Linked DNA regions of Homo sapiens: region 2 is linked to region 1. The links are chromatin contacts, found by Hi-C or POLR2A ChIA-PET in ENCODE. All regions are on one chromosome and are shown on one strand. Each heading gives the region's core, a stretch centred on a gene start or an enhancer-like site at or near the end of the contact. The rest is flanking DNA. Distances are from core to core; before and after follow the strand shown.

Region 1 (2,834 bases), core at 304-2,803:
TGTGATCCGCCCGTCTTGGCCTCCCAGAGTGCTGGGATTACAAGCGTGAGCCACTGCGCCCGGCCTATACCTGTCTAATTTTTGTATTTTTTATAGAGACACGGTCTTGCCATGTTTCCCAGGACGGTCTTGAACTCCTGGGCTCAAGCAATCTACCTGCCTCGGTCTCCCAAAATGCTGAGATTATAGGCATGAGCCACCATGCCCAGCCAAGAACCTCTTTCCTGAGAGCTTCTTTTCTTTTGTTTTTCAGACAGGGTCTCGCTCTGTTGTCCAGGCTGTATTGCAGTGGTGCGATCACAGCTCGAACTCCTGGGCTCAAGCAATCTTCTCCTCTCGTTCTCCTGTGTAGCTGGGACCATAGGTGTGTGCTACCACACCTGGCTAATTTTTTATTTTGTAGAGATGGAGGTCTTGCTCTGTTGCCCAGGCTGGTATCGAACTCCTGGCCTCAAGAAATTCTCCTGTCTCGGCCTCCTTAAGTGCTGGGATTACAGGTATAAGCCACCACACCCGGCCCTCAACCTTTATGTATACAGTTGTTGCTCAGTATGTGCAGGATACTGTTTCTAGGATGCTGTGAGGATACCAAAATCTCAGACGCTCAAGTCCCTGATATAAAATGCATATAACCTATGTACATTGTCTTGTATACATTTATTTATTTTTTTTGAGACGAAGTTTTTGCTCTTGTTGCCCAGGCTGGAGTGCAATGGTGTGATCTTGGCTCACAGCAACCTCTGCCTCCCGGGTTCAGGTGATTCTCCTGTCTCAGCCTCCCGAGTAGCTGGGATCATAGGCATGCACCACCACACCCAGCTAAGTTTTTGTATTTTTAGTAGAGATGGGGTTTCACCATGTTGGCCAGACTGCTCTTGAACTCTTGACCTCAGTTGATCTGCCCGCCTTGGCCTCCCAAAGTGTTGGGATCACAGGCGTGAGCCACTGAGCCTGGTCCTATCTCGTATACTTTAGATCATCTCTAGGTTAATTATAATGCCTAGTACAATGTAAATGATATGTAAATAGTCATTATACTGTACTATTTGTACTGTTATATTGTTATTTTTCTCTAAATATTTTTGATCCATAGTTGGTTGAATCCACGGATGTTTGGATCCAGCCCCTGGATACGGAGGGCTGACTTTAATCTTCCCCCATCCTTAAGTATCCTGTGAAGTTATAAATGATGTGTGCCATGTCTTACACCAGCAACTGTGCCCCCTTGGCCTGGGCACATGTGGCAACTGTCCATGCACCATGTTGTTTAGGTGAGCTTGCTGTTTCTGTCCCTACTGCTGTTGGCCCAACATGGAAATATGAACTAGGTAAATAATTTTCAAAAATCCAGACATTAACTTATTTGCCCCTGTAGGAGTCTTTTTTCCAGAGCTGATGATAAGAAGACAGTTTCCTTTGCAGCTTCTTTCACCTGGCATCTATTTCACAGAGGAGGGAGGTAAGTTTTATTTTCAATGGCACTAAAGATTGTTTTCCTGGATTGTTTTCACAAACTGCACATGAACAGTGTTTCAAAAGTATTTCCTGAATTAGGTGATGTCTGCAGGGAGCCATGAATCATGCTGAAAACAGGATTGTTCAAAACTTTGCCAGGAAGTCTCTGGCAGAAGTGTGTTAGCGAGTCTTAGCAAACACAGCTGCTTCCTTTCTGTTCCAATCAATCAGCCCAGCCTAATTACCACAGTACAAGGGTGGTAAGTCCTAGATATGCTTGCTGATAACTGCCAGCTTTTAGCATGTGCAGGTTAAAGTGCCTCTTCCTAACTACGATAGCAGATTAAACTGTTCCTAATAAACGTTGTTCTAGAGCTTCCTGAAACTGGACACAAACAGGTCTTAGGGTCCACCAGGGACAGTTCCCATGATTGCTGGCATACAACACTGCAGCAGTGGCCGAAAGTAGTGTCATAAATCAGTAACAAATCCAACTCTTTGATATTATCATCTTACTGCTACAGATTACTTGGAAAATACGCCAAAGATAGAGAAAAAGTAACTGATAACGATCACATTTCAAACCATACAATCACCAACCTGAATTTCCACATTACCCAAGTGTTTTTGTGTCAAAGTGGCACCAATCTAAAACTCACACAGATACTTACCATCACCTTCTATAACACGATTGCAGTGGAAGCAAACATCACCAAATAGCTGAAAATAAAAAAAGGTGGTCAAAGTTCAAGATGTGTTAGAATTTTTAGAACACTGAACATTTAAAAATAGCTGGCTATCTAAATTGAGGATTTATCACTACTAGAGAAATTTAGTAAAAGTTCTTTGACAAGTTTTTACTTCTTACAATGAAAGTAATTCACTCTCATCAATTAAAAGAAAAACTTTCCAGATGACAGTTTGAACACCCAAATAAGTGATGCAAAATATAGAAATCTGTGAGTCCATATGGATAAGAAATAGATAAATGAATAAACCTATAGACGGGAGAGGAGGTGGGTTCTTGCTCAGGCAGAGCGCTGAGGACCAGACTATGGGTGGAGGGCATGGGGCTGGAGAAGTGTCGTTTGCAGCTGGCGCAGAGACAAGAATCATCAAGGGGTGCTGAATCTAGGGCAGGTTGATGAGGAACAGGACATTTCCATGGTCATAAAATGATTGCCCACAGATTGCTTCTTTCTTACAGAGGAGGGAAGGAAATTGTAATTCACAGTGATGTTATCAGCCAGCACCATGCCTGGGAGATCACCAGGGCAGGAGAGGTATAAAATGCTCCAGGGGCAAGGTTCTGAGAAGATGCCCTGCCACTGTATGAGGCCACAACCTGCTGTGTATAACCTCATCTAAGCACAGAGAAG
Region 2 (2,923 bases), core at 405-2,904, 83 kb after region 1:
TTTTTTTTTGAGACGGAGTTTTGCTCTTGTTGTCCAGGCTGTGCAATGGCGTGATCTCGGTTCACAGCAACCTCTGCCTCCCAGGTTCAAGCGATTCTCCTGCTTCAGCCTCCTGAGTAGCTGGGATTACAGGCATGCACCACCACGCCTGGCTAATTTTGTATTTTTAGTTGAGATGAGGTTTCTCCATGTTGATCAGGCTGGTCTCAAACTCCTGACCTCAGGTGATCTGCCCATCTTGGCCTCCCAAAGTGCTAGGATTACAGGCGTGTGCCATGCCCGGCCAACATGCCCTTTCTTTACATACATCCCTAATGGGGAAAGTAAAATCTGAGACCTAACTGAATTCCATTGATCTGTTCTGTAAATCATTTTACATTTATGTTAATCTTCCAAAAAGTGTGCTCCCATTTTCCTCACCTCTTATTTTTAAAATGTTATCATATATAACACCAGACTCCTGAGCCACCCTCTGGCTTTTCTGCCCCTTCCACAGCTACAGCTCATCTTCCACGGACCCTTTCATTTCCTCCTTTGGAAATTAAAGACAGCACATGCTCATTTATCTCACACTCTTTTGTAAGAATTACAAATTAACTCGTATTAATACTAAGAGTATTAATTATCGCTAATTAGAAATAAGCTGAGAAAGATAAAGTACTATACAAATGTTGGCCGCTGAATGGCTACAGGGACACATGAAGTCAAAACAGTATCAGGTCTTTCTATGTCTGCGGCAGAATGCCAAAGCCCTGACACACATCCTTTTAGCAGCTTTAAGTCACTTCTGCAAGTGAATACTAGGAGATCGTCCCTTACTCCTGATCTTTGCTCTCAGGGGGCCACTTCAGCATAAGCCTTCCACCCTCCACAGATAACCTCAGGTTCTCCTCAAGCCTCTAGATCTTATTTCACATTTTATCATAGGTGCAACTTCTTGTGTACTTAACACTGTTGAACTGTTGAGTTTAAAAATGATTAAGGTGGTAGATTTTATGTGTTTTTTACCACAATAAAAAAAAGAGGCTCCAAACGAGCTGCAAAATGAGGGCCCTAAAAGATTATAAAGGACTCTAATTCTAATGTTTTTCATTTTTCAGATGAAGGAACAGAATGAAAGTCCCACAGTTGAGAGCCAAGAACAGGACCTGGGGGGTACACTGATTCCTAGTACACAGTTGACTACAGAACAACAACAACAACAACAAAATAAACCAAGTACAATGGGAAAAACTGAAGAAAATAGTTAAGTGGGACAAAGGCAACAAAGTAGGCAGAATCACAAGAAGAAAGAAGACCAAGGGAAAATTTCAAGAACATTTTTTAAAGTAAGAAAGCATGGAAGAAATGACTGAATATTATAAATATAGGATGGTCCCTGTTTTGCTGGAATAGCAGTCTGAAACCATCATTTATCTTGGTCTGGGTGGAGCTGAGGTCTGGGAATTCCCATATAAGGTAGTTTGTTCATGCTTACTTCCTCAAGCACACATTACACCTCCTCATCTGAAAAAGGCACTGGAAGAAAAGATTCTTTGGGAATGACATCCACACATACATTAAAGGCTGTGGTTTCCACTCCTAATGGTTAGTAGATTTGCCAAGACACAGCATCCTCGCAACCCCCACCCAAATACGGTTCAGCATCTAGCAGTCAACACCACAGGGCCTTCCTGTGGTCACGACTGGCAGTGGTGATAAAGGTCGGTATGACCTTACTGCTCTCCATAAATAGCCCTTCAGTCAGTAATGTCCTTGCATGATATGGTCACATTCTTTCAAGAGCAGCCCTGCTTTTATGTATGGTACCTTCCTTCCACAGAGCTTTCCATCTCAGGTGAAGCTGCTTTCTTGCCCCACCATAATTCCTCTCAATGACTTCAAAGCAGGGCCTCTACATTCGATTTTTTTTTAGGATGAGTCTGTCTACCTTTTTTTTAGAGCTATGCTGTCTACTTTGGTAGCCAGTAGTCACATGTAGCAACTTGAAATGTGGCTAGTCTGAATTCAGATGGACTTTAAAGTACCCACTGAATTCTCCTGGTAACTTTAAAATGCTGATGACATGATATGTATATAGCTTGGACATGATGACAGTTTGATATACTGGGTTAAATTAAACATATTATTAAAATTAATCTTCCCTATCTCTTTTTTCCTGTTTTAAATGGCTACTAGAAAATCTTAAAACTACACATGCTGCTTACATTGTATTTCTACAGGATAGCACCATTCTAGATAGTATAATAAGCCCTGCTTATTGAATACGCTCAGTAGAAAGAAACCCTGGAATCCTTTCATTTCAAACGATCTCCTGTCGGCCAGCCAACTTTCTTCATTTGCAGGTGAGATTCTTCATCTGTAATGTAGACAAAATAAACCCCCCTCACAGACTGGTAAGGACTGAGAACACAAAGAAAGCATTTTAAGCGTTCAGCAACACTAAATGTGTTCTCAGTAAATGTCACTTCCCTTTCTGTGGGTGCATTCAGTAGCTGGTTTAGTCATCTTGGGGTTAGTCATGGAACGTCTGGATTCCAACCCTCTTTGTTCCTTTTTCTCCACTCTAATCACTTCCACAGAATTCACCATAACTTAGAGGGCAGGGGTCTGTGGTGAACTTTCTAAGCAAAAGCTACCCCTTCCCCACAGCTGAATTTTTTACTCCTACCACTTGTCGACCATATCCTTCCCACCTCTTCTCTGCTGGTGCATTCATTAATAAATTATTAAAATTAATCTCAAAATTCTGGCTGCTGCTCATTTTCTCCTTTGGGCTGTTACCAGTAGCTCACTGCTATTGTCTGAATTTAAAGGGAGCTTTGTTACTATTCTAGCTATTTCATGTGTGAACACTTCCTTCCCCTCAAGTGCATGGATATCCTTTACTTACCACTAGGGTCTCACCAGATATGTAATGACT

The links. A loop is a pair of places that touch in the nucleus more often than their neighbours do. ChIA-PET counts read pairs that join two places held with the same protein, here RNA polymerase II (POLR2A). Pooled maps may share reads with other maps.
Region 2: a map of endothelial cell of umbilical vein shows a loop between it and region 1 (24-fold over the local background). The contact joins the enhancer-like site here to the promoter of LIMS1-AS1 in region 1. A Hi-C loop is called at or near these places in 1 of 168 maps with a recorded cell type or tissue (endothelial cell of umbilical vein) and 5 of 50 pooled maps. POLR2A ChIA-PET finds 5 or more read pairs at or near these places in 2 of 52 experiments (HEK293 and MCF 10A).

The regions. Positions count from the first base shown.
Region 1 is chr2:108,677,320-108,680,153 of GRCh38, reverse strand. It overlaps LIMS1-AS1 (LIMS1 antisense RNA 1), which reads left to right and starts at 1,553. Exons shown (of 3, transcript NR_149074.1): 1 at 1,553-1,715; 2 at 2,663-2,834. LIMS1 (LIM zinc finger domain containing 1) reads right to left here. Exons shown (of 10, transcript NM_001193483.3): 8 at 2,127-2,175.
Region 2 is chr2:108,593,907-108,596,829 of GRCh38, reverse strand. The region is part of intron 1 of LIMS1 (LIM zinc finger domain containing 1); the gene reads right to left. Among named protein-coding and RNA genes, the nearest start is that of LIMS1, 61 kb to the right of the region's middle. RefSeq lists silencers at 2,384-2,433, 2,454-2,543 and an enhancer at 1,735-2,923. Within about 2 kb of position 1,654, at least 10 of the 41 ENCODE cell types and tissues checked have a DNase peak (open chromatin) inside an H3K27ac peak, as active enhancers do; they include endothelial cell of umbilical vein, where a contact is called at or near this core.